Regions from separate parts of the Homo sapiens genome. Here regions 2 and 3 are each linked to region 1. The links are chromatin loops, found by intact Hi-C in ENCODE. Cell type or tissue: Calu3. All regions are shown on one strand.

The links. Hi-C counts contacts between places; a loop is a spot of excess contacts. Peaks named below come from ENCODE experiments on the same cell type or tissue, not always from the same donor. Only the 100,000 strongest peaks of a DNase experiment are listed, where the experiment ranks them.
Region 2: a loop joins it to region 1, with 2.5 times the contacts of the local background. A loop is called at or near these places in 8 of 110 quality-filtered maps.
Region 3: it touches region 1 in a loop (11-fold over the local background); 54 of 110 quality-filtered maps call a loop at or near these places.

Annotation. Positions count from the first base shown.
Region 1 is chr5:146,962,799-146,970,798 of GRCh38, forward strand. It overlaps a transcript of PPP2R2B not described here. Among named protein-coding and RNA genes, the nearest start is that of PPP2R2B-IT1, 47 kb to the left of the region's middle. In Calu3, a CTCF peak has its summit at 3,451 (motif pointing left); a DNase peak (open chromatin) is centred at 3,443.
Region 2 is chr5:147,365,409-147,373,408 of GRCh38, forward strand. It overlaps STK32A (serine/threonine kinase 32A), which reads left to right. Exons shown (of 13, transcript NM_001112724.2): 9 at 5,246-5,362; 10 at 7,761-7,886. Among named protein-coding and RNA genes, the nearest start is that of STK32A, 130 kb to the left of the region's middle. In Calu3, a CTCF peak has its summit at 4,541; no DNase peak of the experiment used is centred here.
Region 3 is chr5:146,657,611-146,665,610 of GRCh38, forward strand. The region is part of intron 5 of PPP2R2B (protein phosphatase 2 regulatory subunit Bbeta); the gene reads right to left. Among named protein-coding and RNA genes, the nearest start is that of PPP2R2B-AS2, 98 kb to the left of the region's middle. In Calu3, a CTCF peak has its summit at 4,845; a DNase peak (open chromatin) is centred at 4,731.

The DNA of each region.
Region 1 (8,000 bases):
CTAGATAGTGGCAGAGCTGGGACTCTAACTCAGGTCTCAATGACTTCAAACTCATTTTTATGAGATTATGTGTCTCATAAGTCACCATGCCTGCTACCTCTTGTTTTACAGGTGAATGAACAAAGGCCCAGTGGACTGAGCAACTGGCTAAGGCACTCAGACTTTCTTAGTGGAGCTGAATAGAGAACACAGGCCCCTTTACTGTGCTGACTCATCTTTGAGATGATGATGCAATTCAACAAGAAAAGATTCAATGTGTACAAATTGGATTGGGGCAATTATTCAAGAACAAATTGTATAAAGTGAGCTACACCTCAAGCTCTTTGCTTTGCTTCCCATTTAGGGGCATTTCCTATGAGTCCTTATACAACTCTCTGTGGTGGTTATAACCTGGTATCAAATCAAATCAAAATCAGAATCAGTGCAGACAATCATTGCATGAGATTTGCTGTCTTCATGGAGGTTTTGTGTAGTGAAACATTGGGCTGACATCGCCTAGGGAATTTCATGTGAAAATTCCTCCCAAACATTTTTATTCTCAGAGTTCCTCTTCTTAGCACCACCACGGAGTAGGGATCTGGAGGGTGAAGTGAGGTTTTTTCTCTCTTTCCCCTTCTCCTGTCTTGCTCTCTGCCTCACCACTCACTGGCTCCTACCTGAACTTCCAGGTTAGTCCTCCACTCACACTTGGAATTTCTTATCCTTTTGCCCTGCAGAACACTTAATTGAACATATTGTGTTAGTTGAGCATTTCTTTGGGGTCCCAAGTTTTTCCCCAAGGGGTTTATCAGCAATTATTCTGAACATATACGGCACCTTCAATTTCCTGTCTTCATTTTTTTTCCCATAGATAATGTTATTATCCCAATTTTTACTAATGTTATTATCCCCATTTTAAGAAGTCTGAAGGTCAATTAGAGTAACTTGCCAAAAGTCACACTGCTAACACCTTGCACAGCCTAAATTCAAATCCATATTGGTCTGACTTCTAAAATTCTGGCTTTGTTTAATGACATTAACTCCCTAACTCATTGTATTAAACTCTTACTATCTGTGCTAATTTCTCAAATATTGTATAAAAGGAGTTGTCCTCTAAAAAGAACAATTGTAACAGCTTGACCTTTCAGGTCTCATTCAGAAGGTTCTTACAAAGACAGCTCTCTATTATGAATAATTTACCCTTCTCAAGGCTGAATTTCCTCTGATGATACTTGACCTTCTCCAGGCATGTAGGCCATCCAAATGTAGCCCTTAAGTCAGCTGGACACTGGGGTTCAAAGATAGTTTTGCCTTGTCCATTGCTCAGTGAAGCCATTCCTAAGTATGCTCCCCAAAACATTTATCCTATTATCCTCTTAAACATGAGATTCCACGGCTAAATACGTCAGAAAACTGAGAAAACAAAAATTAAGTTGGTGTTTCCCAGTTGCATTCCATTAAACACTGTTGTGTGAGCTGTTCATAGATCTGACAGTCAAAGAAAAAAATGAAAAAACAGTTTGAGGTTAAACAATTTTGGCAAAATATAAATACTCTAATTCCCTTTTGGGAGATTTATGATAAACATTAGCATATTAACGCTTCTGGCATGTCCTGCTAAATAGTTTGACTTGGTGCTTCGCAGATTTTTTAACCTTAGGATATTTTTTTTATCTTGCAGGACCAGCCCGCAACAGCCCACTCTAGAAAAGCTTCTGGTTTAAGTTCTCAGCTCCTGTATTTATTTTTATTTTTATTTTTATTTTTATACGGAGTCTTGCTCTGTCACCCAGACTGGAGTGCAGTGGCATGATCTTGGCTCACTGCAAGCTTTGCCTCCCAGGTTCATGCCATTTTCCTGCCTCAGCTTCCCGAGTAGCTGGGACTACAGGCTCCCGCCACCACGCCAGGCTAAGTTTTTGTATTTTTAGTAGAGACAGGGTTTCACCGTGTTAGCCAGGATGGTCTCGATTTCCTGACCTCGTGATCCACCTGCCTCCGCCTCCCAAAGTGCTGGGATTACAGGTGTGAGCCACCGCACCTGACCGGCATCTCCTATATTTTTAAGGGAGTTGACAAAGGGTCCTCTTTTGGGAATCTGGGCCTGGTCCTGCCATCTATTATTTGGGTGACTGTGAACAAGTCACTCCTCTCTGGGGCTCAGTTTTCCCATCTGTAAAATGAAGATAATATACCATTTGTCTCTAACTTTCCTTCCAATTCTAGCATACCATCACCTAAACATATGGAATTGATGGGGCTACACACCAGAACATCATGACAAACTGTGTGTTTATATTTTCTTAATCTCATCCTCTTAATTGAGGCCCAGAGAGGAATAACTTACTCACAGTCACTCAGTTAGTTTGATGGCAGAATCAGGCTTAGATTCCCAAAAGAAAATCATCCACCAACTCCCTTCAAAATATATAAGATGAAAATTTAAGCCATATGTTTGTTTCCTCCAGAAATAAAATAATAATATTTTTCAAGCTATAGAATTCTTATACATACACATAATTTGTCCCTATCTGCCAGTACATCATAGAAGGTATTCCCCAGAATCACACTATCATTTACTTGTTCAGAACGTTGAGGTTTTCTCTGATTAGCCAGTTTTCAGGATAATGGGAAAGTGCAGAGAGTGGTTCAGGTGAACTGCAGTGGGACCTCAGGCAAGCAACTTTCCCTCTCTGTGACTTGTTTTTTTAATCCGTGAAAAAGAAAATAATGACAGTGTGCCCTCCATTCCTCTAAGATACCTTGTCAGAACTGTCAGTCATAGTCAGAAAACTCTGCTGCTATATGCCTGCCCTGTCCTGAGGTATCAGCAGAAGTGTCGCTGGCCCCGCTTGCTTTGCGTCAGCTTCCAGGTGAGTGCTGCATAAATCCTCCATTTGGTAGTATGAATGCTAGTATTATAAGTACAAATATAATGCCCTAATATCAGAGATAATTTACTTTGCACTAATGCACTTATCTTGATAATAATTCTTCTTAAAATCCATAGCAGGAAAGCATGATGGTTAATAGCTAGGCTCTGACATCCGATACCAGGTTTGAACCCAGCACTGTTACTTACCAGCTGTGCATCCAGGCAAAGTGTTACTCGCTGATCCTCAGATCCTTCATCTATAAAGTGGGAATCGTACGACTCACTGCAAAGCTGGTACAGCAATGCAATGCAATAATGTTTGTAAAGCTCTTTGTACATTCCCCAGGCATACAATATGTGGTCGGTTATGGCAATTAAAAACATTATCTATTTCAGACATAAAATGCAAGGAGATTGAGAAGAAAATTGTCACCATACCAAAGCCAGGAATTGGAATCCTGTACACCCATTAGAAAGGAAAACCGTAGTTGGTGTTCTTAGCTAATGGTCCTTTGGCTGCCTGCGATATTAGTGTTGGCCAGAGGCTCGTTAATGTTGTCATTGTTTATTATTGAACACTGCCACCTAGTGGATGAATTGGTCACATGCAGGTAAGGAAATCACGGAGGTTATGTCAGGTCACCTGGTCACACATGGAAGAGGCTGTTGTGTCCATCTTGTCCACACTGATTTCAGCTTGTTGACTTGCAGCCATGCCCAGGGAGATACTGGGGTGTTCCTGCTTATGTAGACTCCCCTCTATCTTCGCGCAGTTGTCAAACTGACACAAAGACCTGAGAACTGTATTCTTACACTGCGGCTATGTGAGCAGAGCCAAAGATCGGCCTCCTCTGACATGACCTAAGGCCCCTCCCTCAACACTCTAATCCATCATACCATTTTATTTTATGCAAAAGCATATCGTTGTCTGAAAACATTACTTTCTTTCTGTTTCCCATCCCCTTCTCTTGCCCCTAACTAGAACGGAAGGCAGCCAAGTGTGGGGCCATGTGAGCCTTATTCCTTTACGTATCCCTCGTACCTAACACTGGGCCTGGCACAGCGTAGGAGCACAAAAATATGTGTAGCCTATAGCATAAAAAATCAATGACAATGCCAATAATCACTGCTGTTATTGTTTATGGTTCCTACTTTTTGCCGGGCACAGAGCTAAGGTCTGTACATAGATCACCTCATTTAATCTCTATAATCAGCCTGCTTAGTGGGGGTAATGTCACCACCCACATAGGATCAGTAATTTCTAGGGCTTAGAATTGATCTTTCAATTTCAACAAGCATGGTTCCCCTTTGCTCAGTATTATAATGCCATACCTTATTTAATCCTCTCTTTTGAAATCCTTCTTATAGTTTCACCTATTTTACAGATTTGAAAGCTGAGTCTCATAGAAGTGAAGCAATTTGCTGAAAGTCACTCAGTTCAGGTTTAAAACCCAGGTCTTGTCTAATTCCAAAGGCCCTGCTGTTTTCACTGCAACATACTGCCCTCTATTAGATACATGGATAAAAAAGGGCTTTCTTAATTCGGTCCTGGAAACCCAGGCCTGAGTTTTGGTTAAGCCTTTGTAAGAAGCCTTTCTCCCAAGCTAAATCTCATATTGGTTTTTCTTGTAGCCAGGTCTTTATTGGTTTCTAGATGTCTCCTCCACGTTCACTTCAAAGACAAAAATTAGCTACAATTTATTGAAGATTTTATTATGTGCCAGGCAGGGTTCAAATGATCTCATTTAATCCTTATAACAGCCCTGTAAAATAGGTTCCATTGATATTATTCCTATTTTATAAATGAGGACACTGAGGGACAGAGAAGTTAAGTAATTTCCCCATGGTTACCTGGATTCTAAACCAGAGCGCTGGTTTGAACCTAGGCAGGCAGTTTCCTTCCAGGATACACTCCTAAGCACCAGTGGCCATCCTAGGGGACTATATCCAGGACATTTCCTTTGCTGACATCAGGTAAGGGAAGGCCCTCAGAAAACCTCAGGGGCAGCCCCACTCAGTAAAGCACTTCCCAGAATGTTTAAGCTCAGAAACTGTGCTGAAGTCAGAATACATAGAGATGCCAGGCATCCTGCAGCTAGCCCTCCTCCCTCCCGGTTTGCAGTCCCAGCCTACGGTTACTCTTCAATTAGTTTCCATCTGTGGCAGCAGCAATTCCCTAGGGGTACATGGGCCAAAAAGAGAGACCGACTCAGCCAAGAACCAGAAATATCCTCACTGCAGCAAACAAGCTAGTGATGGAAAAGAGGAAAATTTTCCCTTCAAGGTCTGGACATTTCTCAAAGACAGCCCACTCAGCTTATATAAGCCGCATGCACCACTAAAGGAACACAACCAAGGCCCCATGAATCTAGAACAATCTTGCCAATTACGTGTTAATTGAAAGTTATGTAGAGGCCATCCACATGCCCTTGGGGAAACTTGACACTGTACTTATTGAATTGTCTGTTCTGGATCACTGACCTGGGCAAAGGGGCTCAGGCAACACTCAAAGGACAGTGGCAAAGTCATTCCACATTCCATGGGTATCAGTTCAGAGTTTCCACCCTTTTTTGAACCTTTCCTCCAAATAAATAGGCAGTGATGGTGTTTAGGGACATTCTGGGCTTCCTTGTATTCATTAGTTCATGTTTTCATATATTTATGTACTTGTAAATTGACAAATCTTGTCTTGAATATACATTTGCTAAGTATCACCTCTGTTTCAGGTTAATGCCAGGTGCTGGGAACATCAAAGTGGGTTAGATACAGTGGGGTGCTGGTAAGTGATGGCCAACTGGCTTGCTATGTGTCGGGCTAACATGAATGCTGGTTGCATTTTCCTTTACATTAATGAATAAGACAAGATTGAAACTACGAAGATCTATGTCAGTGTCGTCTGTTAATGACCTGAGCTACTTCTTTGCTGAATTGAAGTGTCAATAATAGAAGAGTTCTTTAATTTTTTGTGTTGTTCACAGATACTATGACACGCTTTAAAGTTTAATCTGCATTATTGACATTTCTCCATCAGTTTCTTGAGTCTAGACAATTAACTAACAATAAATCAAGCCTTGGTTTATAGCATTTGCCAATCTTCATGTGCAAATAAGACCATCGTGGCCAATTTCAAGCTACCAATATTTTGCCACTAAGCATGGAGTTGAGGAGAGACGTACAACATGAATGTATATCATCTCAAAAGTATAGATTATAGTACAATCTAGTAATTAGGAAGAAATGAGTCTTAAGCTTTTATTATTTTCATTTTGAATATACAATATTTACTTATATAATTTGATATTTTATAATGGCTATGCTTAACAACCAGTTCAAAACAATTCAGGACGTTTAACAAGTGGCGCCAGCCAGCGGGTATTTGTCAACTCCAGCCTACCACTGGTTAGACATAGGCTCCTACTTGAAGAAGTTCACAGTTGAGTTGGGGAAAAGCTCTCATAGTATGAACTGCTTTGTAAGAAGTAAGATCAAGATGCCATCGGAGCATTTGGAAGGCAGATCCAGTCAAGAGTTGGGCTTGGGGAAAGCTTTCTGAGACAAAAATATCTAATCTGAGACCTGAAGGAAAATAGATATTAACTATATGAAGGGTGGAAAGTGGGTTCCAGATGGAGGAAGGCCCTGTGCAAAGGACTGGAGTGAAACCAGATCACAGAAACTTTTGGAAATACACAGTATTTCATTATGGCTGGAATAAAGTGCTGAAGGTAAGGTGGTCACATCAGATAAAATTGGGGGGAGGAGAGTACAAAGCCAGGACATATAAACCATATCAAAAATAGTTTGTCTTAAAGATGGTGAGTACTTACTGACAGTTTATATAAGTGAGGGCACCCTGATTGGATTTCTTATCAGATCATTCCGCCTGTGGTATAGGAAAGAGAGAGGCTAGACAAGGCTATACCCAGGATGCCACAGCCATCCAGGAGCGAGATGCAGGTTGCCTGCCTGGTGGCAGTGGCCACAGGGATGGCAAAGAACAGAAGAATCAAGAGTCATTTAGGAGGTTGTGCCTGCTGGACAAAGTGATTGATTATTTGTGTGTTTTTTGGGGTGGAAGGAGTGCTGAGGGAAACAAAGTCAAGAATGATACTCAGATTTCTGACAAAAGCAACCAAGTAAATGAATGGAAGTGGAGATGGTGGTAGGGGAACAGGTAATTAACCTGAAGGATGATGAGTTCTCTTTTAGATGGATTACATTTATCGCAGTGAATGTCCAAGTGGAGATATCCACGAAGCAGTTGAATTTATGTCTGAAGCTCAGGGCACATATCTGGGCTGGAAAATGAATTTCGGAGTTTTGAATACATAGATGCTAACCAAAGCCACGTGTATGGATGTAATCATCCAGGATGCATCAGAATCACTAAAGTTTCTGGGCCATTTACTCCACCAGCACCATCCACCCTCTTTACATCCTCCCACTGTTTTACTCATTACTGACACCCTATAATGTAGGTATACTTATTATTCCCATTTTGCAGATGAGGAAACTGAGGCATAGAGAGAACAACTATTTCCTCAAGGCTGCACAGTAAGTGGCAGTGCCCAGATTTGAAACCAGTGAGTCTGGCACCAGAACCTACACCCTGAACTATAATGTTGGTCTGCTTCTGTGTCAAAATACAGACTAAGAAGGGAAGACCAGCCGGGTGCGGTGGTTCATGCCTGTAATCCCAGCATTTTGGGAGGCCGAGGCGGGCGGATCATTTGAGGTCAAGAGTTCGAGAATAGCCAGGTCACCATGGCAAAACCCCATCTCTACTAAAAAAAATTAGCCATGCGTGGTGGCGGGCTTCTGTAATCCCAGCTACTTGGGAGACTGAGGCATGGGAATTGCTTAAACCTGGGAGGCTGGAGGTTAACAGTTAGCCAAGATCATGTCACTGCACTCCAGTCTAGGGGACAGAGGAGACTCAGTCTCAAAAAACAAAAAAAAGAAGAAGAAGAAGGGAAGACCAGAAGGTTAGACCCCTCAGAAATGAATATTTAAGTCACAGGAAGAGGAATTTACAAAGGAGATGGTAAAGGGAGGTGTGGTGGTGAGGAACTTGCGGCTCATAAGAAGGTCACCTTCTTAAAAACTCCCTCACCACAAATTAGGTAATTGAGGAGTTGCCCCGTAA
Region 2 (8,000 bases), 400 kb after region 1:
AAATTGATGTGAAAGGACCACCCTTGTAAGCCAAATGTGTAAGTCCTACATAGGGATATTACCTGTTTTTATCTCCTGATGGGCTTTTTTTTTTCAAGTTTCTAAATAAATCCAGTGAACAAGTAGATACGCTACTCATGATTATATAGGAAAACAGAGAAGAGAAACATACACTTACTTAAAAGTAGAAACATATCTGCTCTTTCCCACTTCACCCTTAATTTTTTTCTCCCCAGCCAATTTACTCACCTTCTGTGGCTGTGCTTCTGTGTTAGACCCTTGCTAGCTGCTTCTGGGGTTCAGAGCAATTGTGCTCTGCCCTCATCTTTTATGACACACCTAGCAAAACAGAAGCAGAGGAGCGAGTTGAAACAGACAAACGACTATCTGTTATTCTTCAAACATGCCTAGGATTGTATTTAACTATCACCTATCTAAAAGAGGTATTCTCGCCTGCCTGGAAAGAATTTTGCTAAGAAAATTGTTTCTCTTCTTCCCATATTATTTTACCTCTATGCTAGTTCCCTGTGATTTGATATGTCAACTTTGACAAATTCATTTTTCTAAAGCACAGATATGACCTTTTTTGTTAAGAAAAAGAAACTACTGTTGCTCCCCAGTGCTACACACACACACACACACACATACACATACACACCCTTCACAAGCCTTATCTGCACCCCCGCCCACTCCCCACAACAAACTTCAGATGTCTTAGCTTGGCATTCTTCGGAATTAGGTCAACGTTTCAGATTTTGCTTCCATTTGTGTATTTCTGACCCTTCATGAACTCATTTTGGCCTCTTAGAACTTCTTCCTCTTCTCAAAGCATCTCTTGGGTTTTTTAACCTCTTGTTCCTTCGCCTATAAAGAGAGTTTCCAAGGCAAACCTTGGTCTTCTTTAAAAATCACTCTGCGTAAGATTTGAAATCACTAAATGAAGTTTTAATAAAGGATATATCTTCATTGCAGGGCTTTTCAAAATCTTTATAGCCAAGTATTTTGGTCATTTCTAAGAAAGGACACACTATTAAACTATTCCAGTTCGTGTTGGGGAGGTTTTTCTAGATCTCTTTATATTCAAATTCTATTCATACTTTATCACCTATGACAAAATAGCACTTTCTCTAAAGAAACATTCTCTGACCTCCCTATCTAAAGTGATCCGAATCTCTTCCAAACATTTATTTACTTTATGTATCCTGTGAATCTTTGGAATCTAAGCTTATTAGAAAATATAGAAAACCACGAAAATGAAAGCAAAAATCAGCTGTAGTCTCTAAGGCAAAGAACATTTCCAATTAAGAAATTAAACTCCCTTTGACTTTTAAACCCCATCTTAGCAGTTTGTTGCATTCACTTCCAACTTGTTTCTGTTCTCATAAGGATACTCTATCTTCAGATAGATAGATATAGATAGATGTGTTGTTTTAGCAAAAATAGAAGTATGTTTTACCTTGTTGAGCCTTTTTTTTTTTCATTTCATAAGATAAAATGTACAGCTTTCTAGATCAGAACACCTAAATCTATTTTCTTTTTAAGGATTAAATCTATAGGCATATCAATTTTTATTTTTTATCTCTTGTATATTATTAGGTTGTTAATTCATTAAAGGTAAAGTATGTATCTTATATAGGTTAGTATTATTCACAGTATTTAACTGTTTTTTTTTTCCTCAGGAGAGTCTTGCTCTGTCCCCCAGGCTGGAGTGCAATGGCCCAATCTCGGCTCACTGCAACCACCCCCTCCTCTGTCCAATCAACCCTCCCGCCTGAGCCTCCCAAGTAGCTGGGACTACAGGCATATGCCACCATGCCTGGAAATTTTTTGTATTTTTTGTAGAGTTGGGGTCTTACCATGTTGCCCAGGCTAGTCTTGAACTCCTGGGCTCAAGCAATCCACCTGCCTTGGCCCTGCAAAGTGGTGGGATTACAGGTGTGAGCCGCCGCACCTGGTCACAATATTTAACTTTAAATAGGTATATAATACATGGTTATTTTCACTCACATCCATGTGAAGAGACCACCAAACAGGCTTTGTGTGAGCAACAAGGCTATTTCACCTGGGTTTCAGGTGGGCTGAGTCCGAAAAGAGAATCAGCGAAGGGAGATAGGAGTGGGGCCGTTTTATAAGATTTGGGTAGGTAAAGGAAAAAGGGGGGTTGTTCTCTGGTGGGCAGGGGTGAGGATCACAAGGTGCTCAGCGGGGGACGTTTTGAGCCAGGATGAGCCAGGAGAAGGAATTTCACAAGGTAGTGTCATCAGTTAAGGCAGGAACCGGCCATTTTCACTTCTTTTGTGGTGGAATATCATCAGTTAAGGCAGGAACCAGCCATCTGGATGTGTATGTGCAGGTCACAGGGGATATGATGGCTTAGCTTGGGCTCAGAGGCCTGACAGTTATTGAATGAATGGAGAAACAAATCACTTAGACACCTTCTAGGAAAAAATGACCAACTATGCTACCTGCAATTACGTTTCAAAATGTAGCTTATCTGAAGAAAAGGAAGTAACATTTAATTACAAGCATCAATACAACTCAAGCACAGAGGAAGTGTGCTAAACAATTTCCTCCATACGTACAAATTTTTATTTACAGAAAAGTATATGTCTTAATGAGAAAATGTGCTCGAAAACATTCTCATCATTTCTGAGTTTGGTTTCAGTCTTAATGAATGTGTCCCTTAACTATTAATCTGCTTTGTCATCTCTCTAACTCCCTACTATCTCATTGCCATTGCAAAGGCAAAGGTCCACATCTTTTATAGTTTCATATTATCCAAAAGTGTTAACTTAGGATAGATGTGTACATAGTTTTGTACTCATTGTACATGCTTAGCTGCAATTCTTTTGCCTTTGCACTTCTGAAATACAACCATATTCACAACACATCATTTGTTCCCTTATAACATTTCACCTTTTCCACTTTGTTTATTCTCTATATGCTCACTGTTAGTTTAGATGCTGCCTTAGGCTTTTATGATATATACTGTGACTGCATACTGTAATTTTTCTCTATAGCATGTATCCCATTTATTTAAGTGTGTGTGTGTGTGTGTATACAGTCTATATAATAAATTTACATGCTTCCTTAAGTAGACTGTAGGCCCCACCAACATAGAAACCATATGTGTCTTGTTCTTCATTGTACCCTCAATGCCTAAGAAAGGTGCTGGAACATGGTAGGCATTCAATAAATAATTGGTAAATAAATAAATATACAATTCTGGTAGTTGATTAATTCAAATTAATTTTAAAATTTAGAACTGTAAAAGTAAATTAAAAAATAAGATAAAGACAATGTGATTATTTTTTAATAAACCAACAGGTCATGGAGATTTTAAAAATTAAATTCAGTCATATGGCCTTGTAAAGTAACTAGAGAAAAATGTACACACTTAAACCAGCTGCTTGTGGCATTCATCAGTTAATTCATTTGTTTATAAAATCATTTTATTTTCTAGGTGGCCCAGAAACAGTAGGTTGAGAAGCAGCAATGAATTAAAATCAAGAAGAAACACAGAAAAAAGTAAAAACACATGTGCATACACATATAAGCCTAGAAGCTTGAGTATACTAAGCCTAATCTGATTCTTAATGATAAACATGGTCTGAATCATATGGAGTAACCTAACCCTTTGGCTACTAAATTACCAATAAACATTGATAATGGTGATAAAGCATCTAGCACTCCTTTACTGATATTGAGTTAATGAGTTATTTCTACTATATAATTACCAAGACATATGATATAGCTATGGTCCTTTATTTAGTGTTGAGGGGGTAAATATGGCAGTTGTTTTTAGATCTTACTTAAAAAGCAAAAATGTTTGAATTAATCTCCCTTTCAAGGGCCACCTCCTGGCACTTCATGGTTCCATGAATAGCTGACATTGACTTGCCATGTGTAAAATTAAGCTTTTCTTCCCATCACTTTTCTTGAGGACTCATTTTGCTGTTCACTATTCATTCACATTTACATATGCCCATTTTTACCTTTGTGTCAATAATGATAAAAATCTCTCTCTTATATTGTGTCTAATACTATTAGCCACTCACTCTGTTGAGAAATTTACACATATTATCTCCTTTAATTTTTCCAGCAATCTCATGAGGTAGCTCATTTTACAGATGAAGTAACAAGCTCAGAAATTGAGTGGAGAAGTTTAGCACCAAATCCTTTTAACCTCAAACACATGATTATTTTATATTACCTCTTAACACTGATTTACTACAGGGAAAAACTTAAACCCTTTCATTTCCCCCAATTTAGGTCATCCATCAACAGTCATTTATTAAATATCTTAAAAGGGCCAGGCATGTGATCAATGTGTATATCCATATTAACTGTGCTGTGGCTAGTTAATCGAATATGGAAATTTTGTTCATTAAATAAACATGTATTGTGCACCTACTGAATGCTTGGTCTCATGAACAAGAATGATATAATCTCTGGCTGTGAGTATCTTACAGTTCACATAAGAGACATGAAATTTCAGTGTTGGTGAGTCCCCTACAAAATAATATAGATAAAGGCTGTCCTCTAGTGTAAAGCTGTGAAAACTACAGCTAATCCACAGTTTTCTTTTGTTTAATTTCTTTTCTTTTTAAATTACTTTTCTTCAAAATTAAAACTGTAGAAGAACCTGGTTCTTCCCCCAAAATTTTTTTTAAAAGCTTCTGCCTCATCACAAAATTCTCCACCCTGCCATACTCTGTGGAACCAGGGACTCATAGCATTTGTGGGACTGGAGTTGATGTTTTCTGAGCAGTTTTCTGTCCTGAGCTTCCTCATTATGTTGCAGTGAAAGGGATGGTATGGTAAAATTCTGGATTTACTTGCAATCAACCCTTACATAATAATTTTTTAGACTTCCATTTATTGAGGACTTGTCCAGTATTTCGTGTTAATACTTATATAATACCTTATAAAACAATTTCAAATCAGCATCTCAGAGGCTGATTCAGTCCACTTGAATGTTTTGTTTGGCTCAGTGGAGTGTTCAACTTTAAAATTTATGGTATTTTAGAAGCGACCATAAATTCCTAGTGTCTCTTTAAGAAAAAGTAGGGGGTCTGGCAACACAGGACCACCTACACATATGGCAACGCAAGAGTCAGCTGGACAGGGTTAGAAATTGATATAGATATTTTATCGGTTGAAAGTTTAGCTTGGAAACATTTGGAAATTTTTTTTTTCTTTTGTCCTATACAAATGAAGACTTTTACTTCTTTTCTCCCTTAAGAGACCGTATCATATTCGCTCCAGTACTTCCAGCAAGGAAATTGTACACACGTTTGAGACGACTGTTGTAACTTACCCTTCTGCCTGGTCACAGGAAATGGTGTCACTTCTTAAAAAGGTAAGAAGGAAGACTGCATGTCCAAACGAAGTAACAAAAGGAAGCAGGCTCTCTGGCTTAAGTTTAGAAGTTAGTATACAATATTGGGGACAGTCATGATAGTATACATTTGTAGAGTGTATTTTCTAGCTGTTAGCTTTCAAATACATGGCTTCATTAACTCAACTCAGATTCCCCTTGGATGTCCCAAAGCCATCTTAAACTCAAAGGACTTCTTTATCTTTGTCTTTCCTGAATATCTTCTCAGGAAATTCTCTCAGTGACTGGCTTCTCTATCCAAATCCACTTACGCCAGCCAGCAACCAGGACTCATTTGTCATCTGCGTATTCAATTCATCACCAGGTTCTGAAATTTTATATTTTAAGTATTAAAATATTTCACTTCTCTCTGTCCTCACTACTATTTCCCTGATCCAACTGCCATCAGTCTAGCCTTATAACGGGTTTGTCCACATACACTTTTACCACTCCATTCTATTCCCCATGCAGCCCCACAGTGGTCTGTTAAAGGACAGTCCAGGATATTTTCCTTATTCTTAGAATAAAGATTAAAATAATTTTGTGGTACAAAAGTTCAAAATACCTCTCAAGCCTTGTTTTGGACTTTTGGACTTTTGTCCCCCCTTTGACTACACATAAACTGCTTTGGCCTTTTTCTTCTTCTTTTCTTTCTTTTCTCCTTCTTCACTTTTACATACCAGTCTTCCTCTCACCACAGGACCTTTGCACATGCCAGTACCTATTCCTGGAACAGTGCCTCCAATCCTAGTTCCTCCAGTTCCTCCTTGAGAGCAGTACTACTCAATGTGGTTCACTGGTTCTAGTCCATGAATTTTTTCTGCAGGTCTATTGTAAGTAAAGAACTTGAGAGAAGCATTTAGAAACTTTTATAGCAATTGGACACTGCTGTAGCATCTAAACACATGATCAATGGACTTATCTTATTGAAGAGGGTCCAAGCTTGTTTGACGGTTGTTGAACTCAAGTCACAAGGTGTCTATGTGGGGTGCTGCATACTGGCAATGCATAATAAGACCACATACTGATTTCAGTGGATTGGAAATTGAAACAGACAAAAACAAACAAAAATAACTGACCCTTCTACATAGTTTGGGAAGCACAACTTTAGCTCTTAGCTCAAATATCACCTTCTTGGTGTAAGTTCACATAACACTATCTTTCCTTCATAGCATTTTTCAGTTTAAAATTATACCCAGCATTTGTGTGATCCTTGGTTACGTACCATTTTCTTCTTAGCTTCATGAGGGTAGGGACCATGTCTGACATGTGTTACCATTGTATTCTCAGCATCTAACACAAAGCCTGAGAAGTGAAATTTGACAAGTATTCAAATAAATGAGGTCCACAGCTTTCATCAGATTTTCAAGGTACCCATCTTCATCAAACAGATGAAGAACAGTTATAGCGGGAGGTCAAAAGTGTATATTGAGTGATGATACAAAACAAGAATGAGGGGCCCAAGAGGAATGGGCTTGGCCTTTTTTTTTTTTTTTTTTTTTTTTTTTTTTGAGGAGAAAATTGCACCAGTTGTGGCTGGTAATGGAAAATAGCTTTAGTGGCTAAGGAGTCATCATTTGTGTCTCTTGTTTTTGGAGTCAAGTTCCTTATTTTGGAATAGGGACATTGCATCAGTAATGTCAAAGACATAGAATGGGGGATCATTTTTCATAAGCAAATTCTGCTTAGTTCCAAGACAGCCCTGCTTCACTCCACAAATTACACCCTGAGGTTGCATGGTTGTCATCTTCAGAAGCATTCTCAAGTGGGACTGACAATGCCTATTTGAGCCACACAATTGCTGTGATGTTGGCTCAGGAATGGTTAAGGGGGCAAAAATCTTTTATCTCAATTAGTAAAATCTAGAACTATAACAGTTACTTTAGTTACACCTTATCTATGCCGCCCCCAATGTATTTTAATTAGTTGTAAAAACAGCTACAATTCTTAGTAGGAAATGAGTTCTACTTGTGAAATGTATCAACATTTGTCACCATAGGTTTTCTACTAGGTACTTTGTATAAATAGCCTCCCACTAATCCTGATTACAATCGTATGAAATACATTATTACCACTTTTTTTAAACACATGGGTAAACTAAGATTTAGAGAACAAATTTGCCCTTAGTAAGTAGAGGAGTCAAGAATCAAAGATATATTTGACTTAGTAGGACAAGCCATTTTTACTCATCACATTGCAGAATCCTACATACTGTTCATTCTAATAATGTATGATCTACATTGTTTATGGGATTAGGGATAGGGGACACTGTCTATTTTCCTTCAGTCCTACAGTTGAAAGCATTTAGAGGGAATTTGTATGATTTTTTTTTGTCCTTCTATCCTTTCTTATGGCCTTGATGTTTGCATTTTATTGGCAGCTACTCGAACCTAATCCAGACCAACGATTTTCTCAGTTATCTGATGTCCAGAACTTCCCGTATATGAATGATATAAACTGGGATGCAGTTTTTCAGAAGAGGCTCATTCCAGGTTTCATTCCTAATGTGAGTCAATCCTAACAAAGCCAAATAACTCCCATTCAGTGCGCATTACCCGGTGTGCCAGATTCACACATTGTCTCATTAGATAATCACACCAGTGTTGTTAAGAGAGCCCCA
Region 3 (8,000 bases), 310 kb before region 1:
GATATAGAAAATGTACCTTAACTTATCCTGAATCTTACTAAGGTGTACTATGCAATTCATAAACACTTCTGAGAGGGACATTTGCATGATACTTTTAATCAAGGCCCCATAGACGACCCCATCCCCAGCTCATTATGATACGTACAACATAATCAACATTATGGGGTCTTTTGAAAAAATTGCTGTCAATTTAAATCCACACTTGCTCCATATCTCCTTGTTAGTGTTCAACAGATGCTCCCCATTCCCCTCTCCAAATAATTGAGATTACATTTAGACTGACAGTATATATCAAGGTCATGGGGTTTGGTGGGTTCTGTATCATCAATTAGGAAGTGCACATAGGAAGGTTATAACCACACACTGGCCCCAGATAAGGCCTTCAACAAACATTTATTGAGCATCTACTACATGCTGAGAAGTTGCCACACAGAGTATCCTTGAGAAGCTTAGAGGAGGTAGGCAATATGTAACCCCCTCCTTCTTCTTACTCAAACCACCCCTTTTGGGAAGGCTGCTTGACCTAGAAAAGACAAAGATGAGAGCGGAAGTCCTGGGTGTCCACCTCATCCTAGGTATACGGAAACCCTGACCCTGGTGCTCTGGGACCACAGGTTTGAGGCCCAGTGGAGAATCTGAGGGTGAATATGTTATCCCATCTTGAGGCACTAGACGGTAAATCTCTCAGAGGGGCTTGGAAATTCCAGATTCCGGCCTCGCTTCAAATTTATCACCTTGCCTTTTCACTGGGCTTCCTTCAAGAAACAGCCTTCATGACTTTTTAGTAACAACTGGGACCCAGACTTCATTTTCAAGGAAGAGGGAGTAAGTTGTCATAAAAATGGGAGAGCATTGGGTCCTCCTATAAATATCCTAATTCCAAAGAATACAGCTCAGTGGTACAGAGCAGCCGTCTTCAATGAGAATACCATTCCCCTAGGAACAGCAGTGGTGGATGACTTCCTAAGAACTATGTGAAAAAGTTTTAAGGAAATTCATTTCTTCGTTCCTAACTTCCATGTTCTCCTTCCTAAAATCAGATCTTCTCAGGAGTACCCACAGCCTAGGTTCTCCTTCTTCCTTTTTCAAAAGAAAGATATAGAAGATGTACTTTAACTTATCCTGAATCTTACCAAGGTGTACTATGCAATTCATAAACATTCCTGAGAGGGACATTTGCATGATACTTTTAATCAAGGCCGCATAGACGCCCCCATCCCCAGATCATTATGAGATGCATTTCTAATAAAATGTTACTTTTTATATTTATTCATCATTTGTCAGAATTATATGTTTATGCTGTTTTGATGTATTGTGTTCTATTAATAGTCAAAGCAACAACTAAACCCAGAAGATAATTTTAAAGTCTTACAGTCATATATTCATAAAAGAAAAAGTCTATTTACATCTATATTTGTCATAGAAATGATCAAAAACCTTTTAACATGATTTAGGGGAAATGCAATAAAAATAGATGTTTGAAGAAGAAAAAATAATAATATGAAGCTTTTGACTTAAAAAAAATTTGTTCACATATTCTTTTAGTGGGTATTGGTGAGTATCCAGTAATGAGGTATTTAAATCCCACTGGATGCAACCAAAAGATGATATAAAAGCTTTATTTTAAACTGCCAATGTTTAAAATACTTTGAAATCACATTTTCTGCAATTATTTAACATTACAATGGAAATGCTTAGTTACCTACTTTAAAAAGCTCAGGAAAGTACATAGCTATTCAAAATTCTTCTGGAGGTACACAAGCACACAATTTGAATGGTATAAGAGGGTTTTTAGAGTTATGTGGACTTGGGCTTGGATCCTGGCTGTGCTAATTACCAACCATGTGGCCTTGGGTTTGCTGCTTAGTCTTTCTTGATATCAGTATTCCCCTCCTTAACGTTGGGGATATGTAACATTTTCAGTAGCACTGTTAGGAGAACTTAGCATGACGATTGACACATACCATCTAACGAAGAAACATTTATGGAGACATGATTTGTGCCAGGATTGTGCTAATCATTTATGCACATCATGTTATTGAATCTTCACAATGGCCTTATGAAGTAGGTACTAAGATCATTGTCATTTTATGGATGTAACTCCTGAAGCAACACAGGTCATGAAGTTTGCCCAAGGTCATATTGTTGCCAAGGGGTAGAATTGTCCCTGGATGTCAGCTGTCTGGCTCCAGCCCCTATGGTAGCTATTATTAGCATTCTTACCATTAACTTCCAATTGTAGAAAAATGGTCCATTCTGAAAGATTGCTTGGGGAAGATTTTCTGACTTTTCTATATTGACTATGAGGTTTTAGCATCTCTTCCATCCACCAAGGGAATTCAGTCATGATTATATAATGTTAAGGTTGCTTAGGAAAAGTAGCCAGGGGAATGATTGGTCATTGGATAGAGATTAACTTTATTGAGAATTTAAAAAGCTGAAAGCTCTCCTGGTTAGGAGTTTTGCAAATAGCTCCGTCCTCATTGTCATGAAAATCTTGAACAATATGGACGCTCATCCAATTATCAAAGCAACCTGGGGGGCAGAGTCTGGCATTGTGTGTACCCATTATTGAAGGGTAATTCAGTGTAACAAACCAAATAGAGTATGTACAATGACTGTCAAATAAAATAAACCACTAACAAATTAAATTACTTTTCATTTTCAGTAGGAAGAATGCCAGTCATTTTTCATTTTAAAAAATATGCATCTTAATTCCATTTTTTAAAAACGTGAAAAGAAGCATTTAAAGGCCTCTTGTGCTATCTATACTGATGTTTATTTTCTATAGATATATTTCTCCTGGTCCTGGGGCATTTTCCCTCAAAGAATTAGTGGAGCGTTAAACCTCACTTTGGTCAAAAAACCTGTTTCTTCCATGGATCAATGGTGGATGGTGTTCAGAAAGCAGGAGTGATAGGCTGGCTCTGGCTTACAGCGACATATCAGAGCTGTTGTTTCCAGAATGAAACTGCCACTCACCAGCACCCCGCCAAAACCCCCTGGGAATCCTATCCAAATAATATAATTTTGAGATTTCCCTGCTCACACCCTTCAACAGCCTCAATATGTCCCTAATTTCTTCTTTTACTGGCTTTGTCATACAGATTGAAATAAGCCTGAGAAGAAAAACCTCTTTGAACCAAGTCAGGCTTTGTGTTTCAGGTCATTAAATATCTTAGAATTATATTCTTTCATTTGACAAACATTTATTAAGTGCCAATCACTGTATTAGGTAGTATGTGTACACAGTGAACAAAAGAGATTAAGGGGTAGAATTTAAAGTCTAACAGGGAAGAAAGACATTAATGTCTCTAAGTAAATACATTGTTATAAACTGTCACTGATGCTACAAAGAGATGTATATTGTTTCATGAGAGAAAGAAATAGGGGCTCTAACTTAGACTGAGGAATCAGATAAGTTGTTTTTAAAGAAATGACAATTCATCCCACGAAAGCAGGGCCATAAGCATTCAATCCTCTAAATCAGTGTTTCTCAATTAGGAGCGATTTTGCCACTGGGCAGTGTCTGGAGGTATTTTTGGTTGCCACAATAGAGGGGATGTTACTGGCATCCGTGTGCAGGAGCTAGGGAGGTAGCTAAACTCATTTTGATGAACAAGGTAGCTCCTCCTGAAACAAAAAATTATCTAGCTTAAAATGTCAACAGTTCCAAGGCTGAAAAACCCAAGTCTTAAGGACACTCTCCTGGAACACAGTCCAAATCTAGGGTGCATAGAAGAAACCAAGTACTAACTTCTACAATAGACCAGCAATAAGTTTCAGTTCATGAAGACGTTTTGGATTAAAAGGTACTTCATATACAAAGATATATACATATATACATAAATATATAAAATATCTATGTTTAATATCTATATTTCAAAGACATATAAAATATATATTTGAAAGACTTATCCCCTATGGCCAGCTGTAAGAATAATAAATGCATAAAAGCTGCCTGGGGAATTAATGTATATATTTTAAATTCAGTGCATCAAAAATGGTTTGCATGGCAAAAAATTTCATGCTCTTTGTGTCATTGACTTCTTTTGGCCTGACTATAAAAAGGAGAGGAAAGATACCTTTTTCTCAGAAGATAAACTCGCTAATTACCAACTCATGCAGAAACCTGTAATTCTGCCAGTTTTATCTTATTTTTTCCCCAGACACTTACTTTTTATGCCAATATCACTATTTCTCAAAGTGTGTTTCCCTGTTCACTGCCTTTCCTGTTATTTCCTTTGATGTTTTACATTGTGTAATGCCACAAGAAAAAAAGAGACATCTTAAAATACCCCAGTAGAGGAAAATTTCAATTAACATTTATAGCTGGGGAGAGTGGGATTGGGAGAGGCGGTGGTTTAATTTTTGGTTAGTTTGGTTAGGATTAAGCACAAAAATTGTTTTTGCTGTTTTTTAACTGTTATTGATGAAGTATTACTTTTTCCTACTATTAGGATAAATATCACTGAATCTTTGATCACCGAGGATTGACCAAGCCTCCGAAGTATCACACTGCATTCTGTCATTTATTACCGTGGAATATACAGAACCAAGAAGATAAATACAAATTTGATATTAACTTCAAGAATCTTACAGCTGGAAGTTACCTGAGAAGTCATTTACATTAAAAAGGTCTGGATAAACACAAAGATGCATTTCTAAGAATTTAAAAAACATGGCCTTTCATAGATATCCATAGAATGTCAGTTCTGCCTCCCACCAACAGATGGCAGTAGTAATTACTAGCAACACTTTGATTTAGAAACAAATTGACTTAAGATTGACATTTCAGGGTTACATTGTCTGATTCCCAACCTTGGCTGCACATCAGAATCAAATAAGACCTCTTGTTAAAAACTGATGCCTGCCTCCCCGGGGTGCTCTTTTGCCCTTCTGCTTCTGCCATGGGGTGATGTTGCATGAAGACTCTCACAAGATGCTGGCACCTTGATATTGAACTTTCCAGCCTCTAATACTGTGAGAAATAAATTTCTTTTCTTTATAAATTACCCAGTCTGTGGTATTCTATTATACAAACACAAAATAGACTAAGACTATGGGTTTAAAATGATTTTTATAGTTCTATACTGATTGAAGGTTTATGTTAATTTTAAAAATTCTGATTATTTTTATAATCATAAAAAGAAAATCACTTATGGAAGATAAAAATGACAGGAAAAGGGTTACTATTTATGATATACAAAGAGTTCATGAAAATTAGTAAAAAGACAAACAGCTCAGTAAAAATATGGGCAAAAATAGGAATGAAAAATTCAGAAAAAGGGAAAAGAAAATGACCAAGACATAGATAGAAATATGCCCAACTCATTAGTAAAGAGATGTAAATTAAGATTTTTAAAATCTTTAATCTTATAAAAGATTAATCTGATGAATCTTTTAATTTTTAACCTTTATGCATAAAGAATTTACTCTATGCCAGTCACTGTTATAAGTCTTAAAACTATTAATTCATTTACACTCATAACAATTTTATGAGGTAGGTATTCATATCATCCTCTTTTTACAGATCAGCATATCTGAGACACAAAGCAGTAATGTGTCCTAGCTAAAAGTACACAACTAGTACTTGCTGGAGCTGAGACAGGTACTCAGTATTTCTAGCCAAGGGAGTCCTAACTCTAAACCACTATACTATGCTGCCTCTCAGTTGGAAGTATAAAAAGAAAAATATAACATTCTATCCTGGAGATGGAATAAACAACAAGCATTTACTCATGGAAGCATAAACTACAACAAGATTTTCAGAAGGTAATCTGGAAGTAGCTGTTAAAATAACATATACATCTTTTAACTTAGTAAACCTTACTTTAATGAAATCCATCCTATAAAAACATCCGTAAATAACAATATACAGGCATGTCCCAGAGATACTGCAAGTTCAGTTCCAGAACACCACAATAAAGTGAATATTGCAATAAAGTTGGACAAATTTTTTTGGTTTCCCAGTGTATATAAAGTTATGCTTATACTATACTGTAGTCTATTAAGTGTACAATAGCATTATGTTTAAAACAACAAGGTACATGCCTGAAGTAAAAAATACTTTTTGCTAAATAATACTAATGATCATCTGAGCCTTCTGTGAATCATAATCTTTTTGCGGGTAGATGGTCTTGACTCAATGTTGATGGATGCTGATTGATCAGGGTGGTAGTTGCTGAAGGTTGAGGTGGCTGTTGCAATTTATTTTATTTTATTATTTATTTATTTATTATTATTTTTTGAGATGGAATCTTGCTCTGTCATCCAGGATGGAGTATAGTGGCATGATCTTGACTCACTGCAACCTCTGCCTCCCGGGTTTAAGCAATTTTCTGCCTCAGCCTCCCGAGCAGCTGGGATTACAGGCACGTGCCACCACGCCTGGGTAATTTTTGTATTTTTAGTAGAGATGGGGTTTCACCATCTTGGCCAGGCTGGTCTTGAACTCCTGAACTTGTGATCCACCCACCTTGGACTCCCAAAGTGCTGGGATTACAGGCATGAGCCACCGCGCCTGGCTGGCTGTTGCAATTTTTAAAAGACAACAATGAAGTTTGCCATATCGATCGACTCTTCCTTTCATGAAAGATTTCTCTGTAGCATATTATGGTGTTTGACAGCACTTTATCCACAGAACTTCTTTCAAAATTAGAGACAATCCGCTCAAGCACTGTTGCTGCTTTATTAACTTTATTAACACAGCTTTATTAATATTGACGTGATATTCTAAATCCTTTGTTGTCATTTCAACAAGATTCACAGCATCTTCATCAGAGTAGATCCCACCTCAATAAACCACTCTTTGCTTATCCATAAGAAGCAATTCCTCATCTGTTAAAATTTTACCATGAGGCTGCAGCAATTAAGACCCATCTTCAGGCTCCATTTTTAGTTCTAGTTTTTTTTTTTTTCTATTTCCACCACAACTGCAGTGACTTCCTCCACTGAAGTCTTGAGCCCCTCAAAGTCATCTACGAGAGTTGGAATCAAGTGTTTCCAAACTCCTATTAATGTTGATATTTTGACCTCCTTCCTTAAATCATGAATGTTCTTAATGGCACCTAGAATGAATGGTGAGTGCGTCCCAGAAGATGTTCAATTTACTTTGTTCAGATCCATCAGAGGAACTATTTTTTGGTAGCGATAGCCTTTCAAAACGTATTTCTCAAATAATATTTCTCAAAAATGACTCCTTAATCTGTGGGCTGCAGAATGGATGTTGTTAGCAGGCCGGAAAACATTAATCTCCTTGTACTTCTCCATCAGAGCTCTTGGGTGACTAGGTGCATTGTCAATGAGCAGTAATATTTTGAAATAAATCTAGTTTTCTAGGCAGTAGGTCTCAACAGTGGGTTTAAAATATACAGTAAACCATGCTGTAAACAGATGTGCTCTATTCAGGCTTTGCTGTTCCATTTAGAGCACAGGCAGAATAGATTTAGTGTAATTCTTAAGGGCCCCAGGACTTTCAGAATGGTAAGTGAACATTAGCTTCAACTTAAAGTCACCAGCTGCATTAGCCCCTACTGAAAGGGTCAGCTTATCCTTTGAAGCTTTGAAGATAGCTATTGACTTCTCTCCAGCTATGAAAGTCCTAGATTGGATCTTCTTCCAACATAAGGCTCTCTTGTCTACACTGAAGCTCTGTTGTTTAGTGTAGCCACCGCCACCCATGATCTTAGCTAGATCTTCTGGATAGCTTTCTGCAGCTTCTACATCAGCACTTGCTGCTTCATGTTGTACTTTTATTTTATGGAGATGGCTTCTTACACCTCATGAACCAACCTTTGCTAGCTTCCAAATTTTTTATTCTGCAGCTTCCTCCCCTCTGTCAGCCTTCATAGAACAAAAGAGAGAGCCTTGCTCTAGGTTAGACTTCGGCTTAAGGAAATGTTGTGGCTGGTTTGATCTTCTATCCATACCACTCAAACCTTCTCTATGTCAGCAAGAAGGTTATTTTGCATTCTTATCATTTGTGTGCTCTCTGAAGT